Regions from separate parts of the Homo sapiens genome. Here region 1 is linked to region 2. A link is a loop called in an ENCODE intact Hi-C map of the cell type or tissue named here. Cell type or tissue: dorsolateral prefrontal cortex. All regions are shown on one strand. Each heading gives the region's core, and the rest is flanking DNA. Links, peaks and the distances in the headings are about the cores only. Region 1 has its middle 100 kb from the start of PDE4B. Region 2 has its middle 8.7 kb from the start of MIR101-1.

What was found. Hi-C counts contacts between places; a loop is a spot of excess contacts. Peaks named below come from ENCODE experiments on the same cell type or tissue, not always from the same donor. Only the 100,000 strongest peaks of a DNase experiment are listed, where the experiment ranks them.
Region 1: it touches region 2 in a loop (4-fold over the local background); 54 of 110 quality-filtered maps call a loop at or near these places.

The regions. Positions count from the first base shown.
Region 1 is chr1:65,688,554-65,693,924 of GRCh38, forward strand. No RefSeq gene overlaps it. Among named protein-coding and RNA genes, the nearest start is that of PDE4B, 100 kb to the right of the region's middle. In dorsolateral prefrontal cortex, for the core only: no CTCF peak of the experiment used is centred there; a DNase peak (open chromatin) is centred at 3,198; H3K4me3 peaks cover 654 bases; H3K27ac peaks cover 2,359 bases.
Region 2 is chr1:65,064,478-65,069,848 of GRCh38, forward strand. It overlaps a transcript of JAK1 not described here. Among named protein-coding and RNA genes, the nearest start is that of MIR101-1, 8.7 kb to the left of the region's middle. RefSeq lists a silencer at 2,398-2,997. In dorsolateral prefrontal cortex, for the core only: no CTCF peak of the experiment used is centred there; DNase peaks (open chromatin) are centred at 1,784, 2,384 and 3,334; H3K4me3 peaks cover 4,707 bases; H3K27ac peaks cover 4,963 bases.

The sequences.
Region 1 (5,371 bases), core at 232-5,231, 620 kb after region 2:
TTTCCACCATAAATCTTGGAAAAAACATTAGAAATAATGTATGTGTGCACATAGTCACACATATACAAAGAATGTAAAGAATATAAAATTTGTGATGAAAGGCTAAATACCAACAGTAGTTATCTGAAGGTGATTAGTGCTTTTCCTTATCTGCATTTTATAGTTTTTTTTTAAATGGTGAATATTTATTACTTAGTATCTTTTAAATTAAAAAAAGAAAGAGTGTCTCTTAATCAGAGACTCTGGCTGTATACATCTGGGACTTTTGGTTGTAAGTAGAATGGACCAGAATCTCCAAGGCAGGAGATGGGAAACAGAAAAGAAAGGTCAGCTCTGTTTTATTCTTGCAGCTCGCTCACCCCAGCAGTTTGAAGATAGAGGACAGGGCTATTTGGCTTCTCTGATGTCGTCACTCACTTGGCTGGGATGACATATGGCTGGTGCTGGAGTCCAGAGATCTGGCACTGGCTGTTGTTCTTATTCATCCTTAATCCTGCATCACCCTTCATCTCTGGCCACTACTTCTGTCCTAGTCCTCCCCTATCATGGTAATTGTCTTGTCCTCATTCCAATCTCTCTTTCTACCACCACACAAAATTTTGACAAGCAAGTGGCTAGAAACCGACATTGTTTGTTCAGTATTAAGTCAAAGGAGAAAAGGAGGAGGAACACAGAGGTGTGGTTTTGTTGTTGTTGCTTTTTTTTTTCTTGCCACTGGAAAGATTTGTGCACACTGACATTTAAAACTTATTAACCAGCCAGGAGTGGTGGCTCACTCCTGTAATCCTAGCGCTTTGGGACGCTGAGGTGGGCAGATCACTTGAGGCCAGGAGTTCGAGACCAGCCTGGCTATAATGGTGAAACCTCTTCTGTAGTAAAAATACAAAAATTAGCCAGGCATGGTGGCACACACCTATAATCCCAGCTACTTAGGAGGCTGAGGCAGGAGAATTGCTTCAACTTAGGAGGCGAAGGTTGCAGTGAGCCGAGCTCGCACCACTATACTCCAGCCTGGGTGACAGAGCGAGACTCTATCACAAAAAACAAAACAAACAAACAAAAAGACTTACTAACCAACAGCTTAACTTGGGCTGAGAGGGACTAAAACTTGGGTCTCTACCTTACCAAGTGAAATACCAGATGAGCAAAATCACGCTCAAGTTCTCACTCCCAATAAGCTTTTTCTTCCCCTATTCCCATTTTGAAAGAGGGTGAATATTCTTCCAGAATCCTAAGCATAAAATATGAGAGTTGCTGTGGAGTCTTCTCCCCATCTTATCAATTGCCAAGTTCTGAAGCTTCCATCTGAGGCCCTCCCTTCTCCCCTCCTTCCCTCTATGGGCTCCCTGTTTTACCCCCATCACCTCTGCTCTGCTCACAGCATGAGCCTTCTGAGGTTTCACACCCCCAGTCTGCCCTCATCCAGTCCATCTGACCTAGAGATGCTGCATTCATTCATCCGAGGGCCAGTTTTGACTGCCTTTTTAAAAACATTTGCGAGTTCTCTGGTATTGACCAAATAATACTTGAATTCTAAAAGTAGGTGTATAAACCCTTCTGCAGTCTAATCCCAGGTTATCATTGACTATTCCCTGTGGGATAACGTTGTCAACAGCCAAACTTGGTGGTTCCAGGCACTGTAGTTGACACTGAGGCTATAGACATGAGAATCGGATGCAGTGCTTGCGCTCCAGTAGCCCCACCTCCTGTTGGAGACACAGTCAGCAGTGGTGTAAGTGCTGTAGAGGGATGACGAAGGCTCTCTAGGAGTCTAGGACAGAGAGGGTCAGAGGCTTCTTTAGGCTAAGGCAGAGAAGGAATAGGAATTAACCAGACACCTTGAGGGTAGAAATCGAGGCTAGGAGACTGGTAGACATTTTAGGAGAGGCAACCAAGCAGTTGCATGAAATTGCAAGAATACATGCCAGGTGCTACTTCACATAGTTTAGGCTGCATGTGAGGAAGCAGTGGAAGAAGATGCAGGGGGCATAAGAACAACAGCACAAACATAAATTTCTTCCTTGTATTCTGCTTAGCACTTTTCATGGGTTTTCATGTTTACTTCTCAGGAAACACTAATATGGGTAAGGTTTGTTCTGCTACAATGTATGCTTCTGTAACAACAGTTAGCTTATACTTGATTGGAAAATAAGGGAATGATTTCAGTATAATGAAGTTGGGTTGGTTCAGATAGTCTCCCCACCCCACCCCGCAAGGCTAGGGGAATTAGAAAAGCAGGAATAAAATCAGAACGTTCAGCAGGAAATAAGAAAGCCCTCAGCTCAACTGTGGCTTAGACTCAGGGCCCTTACTGCTCTATTTTAAGAAAACTAAAAATGAGAGTCTGCCATGGGGCTCCCTCTCTAGAGAAGCCAGCTTTACGCAAGATCCTGGCTCTCGGCAGGTCCATGTCCCCCTCTGTCTACATTCACTGCAGCCCCTCTGGTTCAGAGCTCCACTTCTATCTGCATTTTCTTAGTGCCTACATGATACCATCTCCTCTCTATAACTCTGAGCTTTTTTGATAGCCCCTGAAGCAGCCTTCAACTGTGCTGAGCAGCCTTCAACTGTGCTGAGCAGCCTTCAACTGTGCTGAGCAGCCTTCAACTGTGCTGAGCAGCCTGCCTGGATCGTCCAAGTTATCTCCAGAGATTCCAGCTATTGTTTTTCTGTCTGGTTGCAAAGTTTCACAGCTTTTGAGAGATATGCTCAATTTCATTTTTTTCCCTTTAGTCCTTTATTTTTAGTGTGATTTTGTAGAATGTGAGATTTTTCAGGATCGAGTATGTTGTGCAATAGAAGACATGTACTATTGAATTCTTGTTTCATAGGAGAGGAAATAGCAGCTTAGATGCATGTAACTTGCTCATGTTTTTATGTCTGGTGGATAGTAATGCTGAATTTCATGGCTCAAGCTACTTTGTTTTATGGGGCAGATTGGATAGGGTCTTACATGCTGGCACTTAAAAATCTGTTATCTCTCGGCAACTGGGCCTGGGACTTTGCAAATCGCATTTCCTGAACTCCTTTGCTAGCTGCTTTCCTTAGGTTTTGCCAATGTGAGGCACTAGAAAGTGGCTGAGAAGTGAGAGAAGGGGGAAATGGACTTCCTGTTTTTCTATTCCTGTCCTTGTTTCTCTAGAGCCACAGACAGTTGGCTCCAGCCTCTCCATGTCCCTAAGTTGCCAGCAGCAGCTGGGTCGCCCTTCTTTGGCAGTCAGTGAACAGGCCATGCTATTGTCCTTCACCAGATGGGCTTTAAAATCCCTTCGTAATCCAAGCCCTGGCTGGATTCTTCTTCCTCAGTGGTCTGAGCACCAGCTTTCCAGAGCTTCCTCCAAGAAGTCTGAGCTCCAGGCCCCTGGAACTTCTCCCCAGCTCTTCATTCTGGAAACACCATCTCTCCCTTTTGGATTCCTCACTCCTAGGAGTTGCAGTTGCTTCCTGCAGTTCTTGTTCTCTAGGCCATTGCAGTGGGCCCTCTTGTTCTTCCAGCCTTCCAGCACTCGTGTGACCCATTCCTTGCACCAAATGCCTTCTCTTTAACAAACATAATGTGTTCTGTATCCCTGAGTGAACTCTGACCCAGATATCATGCTCATGAATATTGCTCAATAAAGAAACACGAGTCTTTGAAGGCATTTAAACTGAAAAGTGGCTCCTTGCTGCAGTTCTTATTTCTTCATTTGGCAGCATTTGACTCTGTTGACAACGCTTTCTTCCTTTAAATCTTATGTCATCTTGGTTTCTCTGAAGTAAGACTCTCATGGTCTCCATACCTCTCAGGCTACTCTTTCTTAGCCTCCTATGGAGACTCATCCGCCTTTATTCTGGTGTTTCCTGGGGCCAGATACATGCCTTTTTATTTCTCCAATCTACGCAATTTCCCTGGAAGAGCTCCTCCGTTTCCATAGCTTTAGGTGTTATCCATTTTCTGATGATGCACAGATTCATGTCTCAGCCAGACAGTTCTCCTCAGTCCCAGGCCCATTCATCCAGCTGTCCTCTGGACATCTCCATGGGAGTGCTCCCTATGTTGCATTAGAGGGCCTGGACTGTGATGGAGGGAGACCCGGTTTCAATCCAGATCTGCATCATACCCAAGGCATCCCAAAAAGTTGATAATCATCTGTGTTTCCCACCAACCCTTCTCTCCCTCTGTGTTCCTAGTGTAAGTGGCTAACTCTAGCATTCATCCTTGTCGAACTTGAAAAGCTGGGTGTCCGTGTTGACCCCTGCTTCTCCCTCATGTCCCATATACAAATAAGTCCACTAGATTAAATCTCTTCATTCAATTTACGTATTTCTATCATTACTGTCACAACTCTAGTCTGGCCCACTATAATTTCCAACAGCTTCCTCAAAGGCATCTTACCTTCCAATGATGCTGTTCTAAACATCAACTTCCACACAGCAGTTATTTTCCCCCAAATAAAAATCTAATCAAAGTCTCTCCTCTACTTAAAACTGTTCAGTTCTGATTCTCCTCTTGGAATGAAATACACTCTATAGCATGGCTTATCATACCTTGGTGATCTTGTAACGGGATGCTTCTAGCTGAGGGCTCTTTATTTTATGCAAGAAAAGACGCCATTTAAAGGTTTCCAGTTCTAATATCTCCAGGGGTACAGATGGAAGGCACCGTTAGGAACAGAGATTGCTCTGGGAGGGGTCACTTGTCTCTCTTACTTATGTAAATGTCAGTCAAGATTGTACCCATTGAAGGAAGGCATAATAGGGTTTATTTGAAACTTGGCTGTGGCTACCTCTTGGAAAGCACATGACTTATCTCCAGCGAAGAAGTCAATAGAAGTCTTTAAGTTTCTTGGGAACAAAGGGAACATATTTGACCTCTTCCTTTTTGAGTTTTGTGGTCATTAACACTTCGATGAATTGACAGTCTTAGCTGATATATTCCCTGGCAGCAAAGTTCCCCAGGAAAGAAAGGTGAGTTTGCATGTAGAGAGCTTATATTGACACAAAGGTATAACTGAATTCCCATCCACAGTATTAATATGTACCTGAGGTGGCTCTCAACTAGCAGGTGGATGAAAAGACTCATCCTGTAGATGTCAAGTCAGCTTCAATCCTTAGCCATGTCAGTGCTTGAGCAATGGGTCCATGAACATCTGGGCCATGGCAGGAATAGATATTCTTGGGGCCAACTGCATGGATTTTTTCTCTCCAGGGTTGACCTATTTCCAATTCTGAGGGAGACCAGCCATAGGACTGGCTATATAGTTTGAGAGGCCCTGTGCAAAATGAAAAGGGGTGTGTGTGTAACAACCCTCCCCACAACTTTTCATTGCTATGTAGTTTGAGAGGCCCTGTGCAAAATGAAAAGGCTTGTGTGTGTGGTGGAGTTGTACAC
Region 2 (5,371 bases), core at 211-5,210:
CACTTCAGTGATTATCGTTTATTAGGTAGCCCTTCCAAAAGACTGAGTATTTTAGCTCAGAGAGGAAAGCATATCTCAATTCAGGGACTGAATGGAGACACTGAGTGAGATTCAAAGACAAGAAGTTAATTTCCAAGGTAGAGGTGGAAAATCCTGACATCCTTACTTCTTTGTCCAGGGTATCAGTCACCTACAAAAGTTACAATTATTGTTTATCACAATTATTGTTTATGAGCCTCTCAACTTACATACTCACAGCAGCTGTCACTGCATCCTCAGGTTCTCTGTCTTCAAGTGCCCTCCTAGCTTCCTGAAACAACCTTCTCTATCTAGAGCAGATTCTGCAGAGAGGCCCCTCTTTAATTCATATTCTGAAACGTGCTTGTTATTGTTGACGTACAAAAACTTATGAATAATTCAATAAATGAATCTTGAACCATCCTATTTATCATTCAGTGGTCTAGGTACCCAACTCTAGAGGAAAGCTTTTCTGAAATACACGGTAAGTATCCCCCAACCCTCCCTCAAAGGAACCAATTATGAACACTATACAGTCTTCTCTCCCTTCTCACTCCCCATGTCAAAGTTCATTGTGTTCCTCCTGCAGCTGATTTAAAAGTTGATCTTTTCAAGGAGCTGGATTCCTAAGGTAGTTCTATTTTGAGCCTTCTTCCTGTTCTGAAGCTAAAGTTGGAAGGGCTTAGGTGGTGATGTCATGGAAGGGAGACTGTTGGTTTTTATAGGAGGGTCTTCTCTGGCAACTCTGGGGATGCTCAAATGGGGAAAACTCAGAGTGTTACTTTTGATCTTTTCCCCCCTCCTTCCCTTTATAGAATATCAGCTATTCCTTAGCCAGCAAGAAAACAAGTTCAAATAAGCCTGCAAACAGATTTACATATTTTACATGCTAAACATCTAATAAATGAAAAGACTGAGAAAAAGAAAAATGCCTCACTGTAAGGAACAGAGGGTGACAACCTCTTTCTCCACCCCTCTCCCCAAATATCTATCACAGAACAAGGGGCAAAGAGGAGGGGAGGGTCGACTGGTAAGCAGAATAAAGGGATTATAAAGCTAGGAGGCTTTTAGAGGGAAACGCTGTTGGAATATTCAGGACAGGAGACCCTTGGGTCCCTGCTCTTCCTCTGTGTTTTCCTCCCTTTTGGAATGGTTAGACTTGGGCTGGGTGTGTCTTCTGCTTGGGAGGCGTTTTTTTTGGCGCTGGAAAAGCAAAAGGGGCCAGGGTGGGGCCTGGGGAAAGAAAGCCAGAGACAGGCTGCTTAGGCCTGGCTCTGGGTTAAGCTTAAGGGGAAAATAAAGGGGGCTACGGAGGGACAGCAGATTCCATTAGAAGACCCAGAGGGGAATAAAAAACAGCGCACTGGCCAAAGGGGGTCACTTCTCTCTCTCCCTCAACCTAGGCCCAGGAGCTATTTGCTGGTTGGTGGGGGACAGGTCCAGAGGGAAGAGAAAATCCCAAAACATCTGCAGATCACAACTTGCCGGGGGAAAGGGGGGCTGGGGACAGACATGCCAAATTAAATCAGCAGGTGAAAGCAGCAATTTTTGGCCAATGCTGGGATTGCGGAGAGGACTAACTAAGAACCCTGGAGAGCAGGGGATTCCCTGGTTTCTCAGCTCACCTCTCCTTCAAAGCAGGGATAAGCACAGGTGTGGTCTTTCTCCAGGAAGGTGGCAGCTGGCGTGCGGGTAGCAGAGTGAGGGAAAGAATTCCTCGCACAGGAAGGCAGGGAGAAGCCCTGGGGTCAGCTGCGGCCAGGAGCCGGCGTCTCCGCCAAGTCCCCTCCCCCTTCCTGAAAACCGACCTGGACCAGCACAAATTACAGCAAAGCACCCCTCTCCCCAATAATGTTTCTAATAAAAGAAACAGACTCTCATGCCTATATTAAAAAACCACGAGCTCTAGCTGATGGAAATAAACAGGTGAGCCCGGGGAGAAGCGGGAAAACACTGGGAATGGGAGAATGAAGGGGGAGAAGGCGTTCCCGAACGTGCAGAGAAACCGAGGCTTCCCCGCCCTCCCTCCACCCTCCTCCCCTCCGGCCGGGGAGAATCTGCGTGGCAGGGTGCAAGCTAAAAATGCCACTGACGGACCCCTCTTCCCGCCCCGTGCCCGTTCTCCCTCCTACCCCAGACTCCAGCGTCCCGGCCTCGTGGTAGCGCCCGGTCCCCGGCGCCGCGCGGGGCTCGCCCTCTCTCCGGACCGCCGCCGCCGCGGGGACTCCGGTCTTCCTCTCTTCTCCCTCCCTCCTCCTCCTCCTCCGGCACCGCCGCCTCCTCCTCTTAGACTCCTCCCGCCGGATCCTTCATGTAAACAACATCCAGGCTCTATTTACAGTCGCCGCCGGACGGCAAGGGACCCACGCCAGCACCCTGGACGCGGGCGGGGGCGGGGGAAAAGCGAGTGCGCAACATTTACACACACACCCCGCCCCTCCGCGCCGCTCCCCTCCGGGGGCCGAGCCAGGCGCCCGGGGCTCCCCGCGTTGCCACTGACACCCCAGCGAGGGCCGCGCAAAACCGCGGAAATGCCCATGGGCGAGGTCGCCCCGCTACCCCTCGGGAAAAACACACGCACGCGCTAACAACAACAAACCCAGTCCGGCAACACCCTCGCAGTCGGTCCCGGAGTGCGGAGGCCCGGCCCGGCCCGCCCCGCGCCGCCGCCCCCGCGCTCCGCCGCCTACCCCGAGGTGGCGAACTGCGTGCGGTCCCCGGAGGAGGCTGAAGGCAGGCGCTAGGCGCTGGGCAGTGGCGCGCCCTCGGCCCCCGGCGCCGCCTGGCCCGCCCCCAGACCCCAGTGCGGATGCCTAGCGGGCCGAGCCCCACGGCTGCGTGTGCGTGTGCGCCGCGGCCAGCCTCGCCGGAGCCGCTCTGTGCGCCCCACGGCTTCCCGCGTCCCCAGGCCGGCTCCGACGCGCCGCGAGACGGGGCCGGGAGCGCAGCAGCCAGCGCTCCACGGCGGCGCACGGGCGCGCACTCGGACGTCCACACTCTGCGCCCCGAGCCTCGCGCGGCCGCACGCCCCACGCAGCCCGCCTCCCGCGGGCGCTCGGCCCCGCGCGCCCCGCCGCCCCCGCGCCCGGCCGCCGCCCCCACACCCACCTGCGCCCCCGGGGGTCCCGGGCTCCCCTTCCTTTGTTCTTCCCGCTATTTGCATGAGGATTATCTAATGACGCAGCAAGGCTCGCCACAACGTGACCGTCGCCATTTTTCTGTTTTTATTCTATCTCTGCCATGTGATAGATGGCGGGGGGGTTGGAAAAGGGAGAGAGACGGGATTAAAAAAAAAAAAAAAAAAAACTTCCGGGTCTCATGACCGGGAAGGGAGAAAAACAAAAGGGAGACGAGACACAACTCTAAGGGAAGGATGTGTGTGCGTGCGTGTGTGTATGAGAGTGTGTGTACGTGCGCGCGCTCTCCCTCCTCTGCTGGGAGAAAGGAGGCTCCGGCAGCGGACAGGCAGCAGCCATCCTCCCACCCTGGAGACCAGTGGCCCCGGTGGGTCCAGCTCGCACCCTCTGATTGTGGCGGTCGCCCGTCCTGGTCCCCCACGCGCCGCGGAAGCTGGGGGAGCTGTCAGCCTGCTCCCCTCCTCTGGCTGCCTTCACTCGCCTGTCCGCCCCAGAGCTCGCTTTCCCTCCCGGGCGGCTGTACCGTTGTGGGCTACGTTCAGAGAAGTCCCACTATTGCCATGAGCAGGGACATAATAGAGTTTAAAGGCCGCCGTATTTTCTAAGTTTTAAAACAGTTTGCTTCGACGCCGTTGTTTATGACAACCGCGTGGCAACACCAGGCACAATCTAATGTTGGTTCCAATCCTTCCCCTCTTTCTCTACCCCCGCTTTCCCCCTTTTCCCAAAGTGGGGCACAACTTGGTGTGGTCTTCAATGGGGATTGGTTTTGTGGGGATGGACCATTCACTACGGATTGATTGATTTAAGAACCGCTTATTTAAATAAGTGGTGTTCAGGGTCAGAGGATTGTTTCAGAAGACAGTTGCATAGAGCAAGGTGGATTCGTGTTACACTGATCTTATTCACATTCAAAGGGAGTGATAGACATTTCATTCTTTCCGAAGTTCACAGTTGCTGAAAAAAAAATATTTGGGAACTCTGCCACTGTTTTCCGGTGAGATATAGAATTTTGTACTCTTGTTTACTACTGGGTTCCCTTCAGGCACTTTCACTTTTGTTTTTCGTGAGTTTCCTTTCTGGTTTTTTTTTTTTTCCTCTATTTCTTAATTCAGAGCAGAAATGGACTTCATAGTTGAGCAGGGTTCCTGGCTTTTACAGGGAGAGAAACGGAGACTCTGAGTAGTGCTAGGAGTTGCTCTAGGGCACACATTTAATTAGAGCCCAGCTTGGATTGCGCCCTGCTCACCTGTCGTTTCTCTTAGGGGTTGGCTATAAGAGGATGGGGTGGGGACGGGACTCACGGAACATCGCTATGTGCTTATTGTGAATTATTTTTATTAGACTCACAGAGTTGACCACTCTCCCCTTTGTGCATCCACTGTATGGTTTTTACATTTATTTTCTGGTGCCTTTCACAGATCAGCGTACGGCACAGTTGCTGTATCTCCCACTAGGGTAAGCTTTGAGGCCAGGGCCATGCCATACTCATTTTATATCTCCCATATTTAGCACCATGACTAGCAATGAATGAGCAAATGAAGGCCTGAAGAGGATCTTTTCCATAATTCCATCCTAGGAAATTCCTTGCATGTTTCTGGTGAAGGTAGAACACTGGAGATGCTTTTTGATTCTTACACCTCTGCAGACCATTTTTGGCAGTCTTCTTTAGTTACAAAGCCAGGCAAAACATGTTTTGCTTTTCTCAATTTTTTAAATCAACTGCTTCCCCCCTCGCCCCGCCCCGCCCCTCGTTTTACCATATTTGGTTCCTCTTCTTTAAATTCTTTCTGATTCATATGAATAAATTAGTTATGCCAACCTTTGCACTTTGTGAGTTGCTTTTGCTTTTAGACTCCAAAAGTTTGATAAAGTTTAAGGTGTGATTTAACCTGGTGCAGACTGGAAGCAAATCATCATGGGCAGACAAGACTCTGATTCTTCCTGGGATCACTGAACTGGGAGACTGGCGGTTGAGCAGGCAAAAGAGGACTGTTGAAAAGATGTTAGCATCAGGCAAAAAGTACACGTTTACCAAAAACAACAACGACAACAAAACAAACAAAAAACAGAATAACTGCCGTATACAATTACAGCTCAGAGGAGGATCTGGATTGTCACAGATCAGTTCTTATACATCTGGACTGATAAGGTTCCATTGCATATCTGAACATGATCTACATGTATTCCTCTGGATGGGGTAAATGAAATTGGTA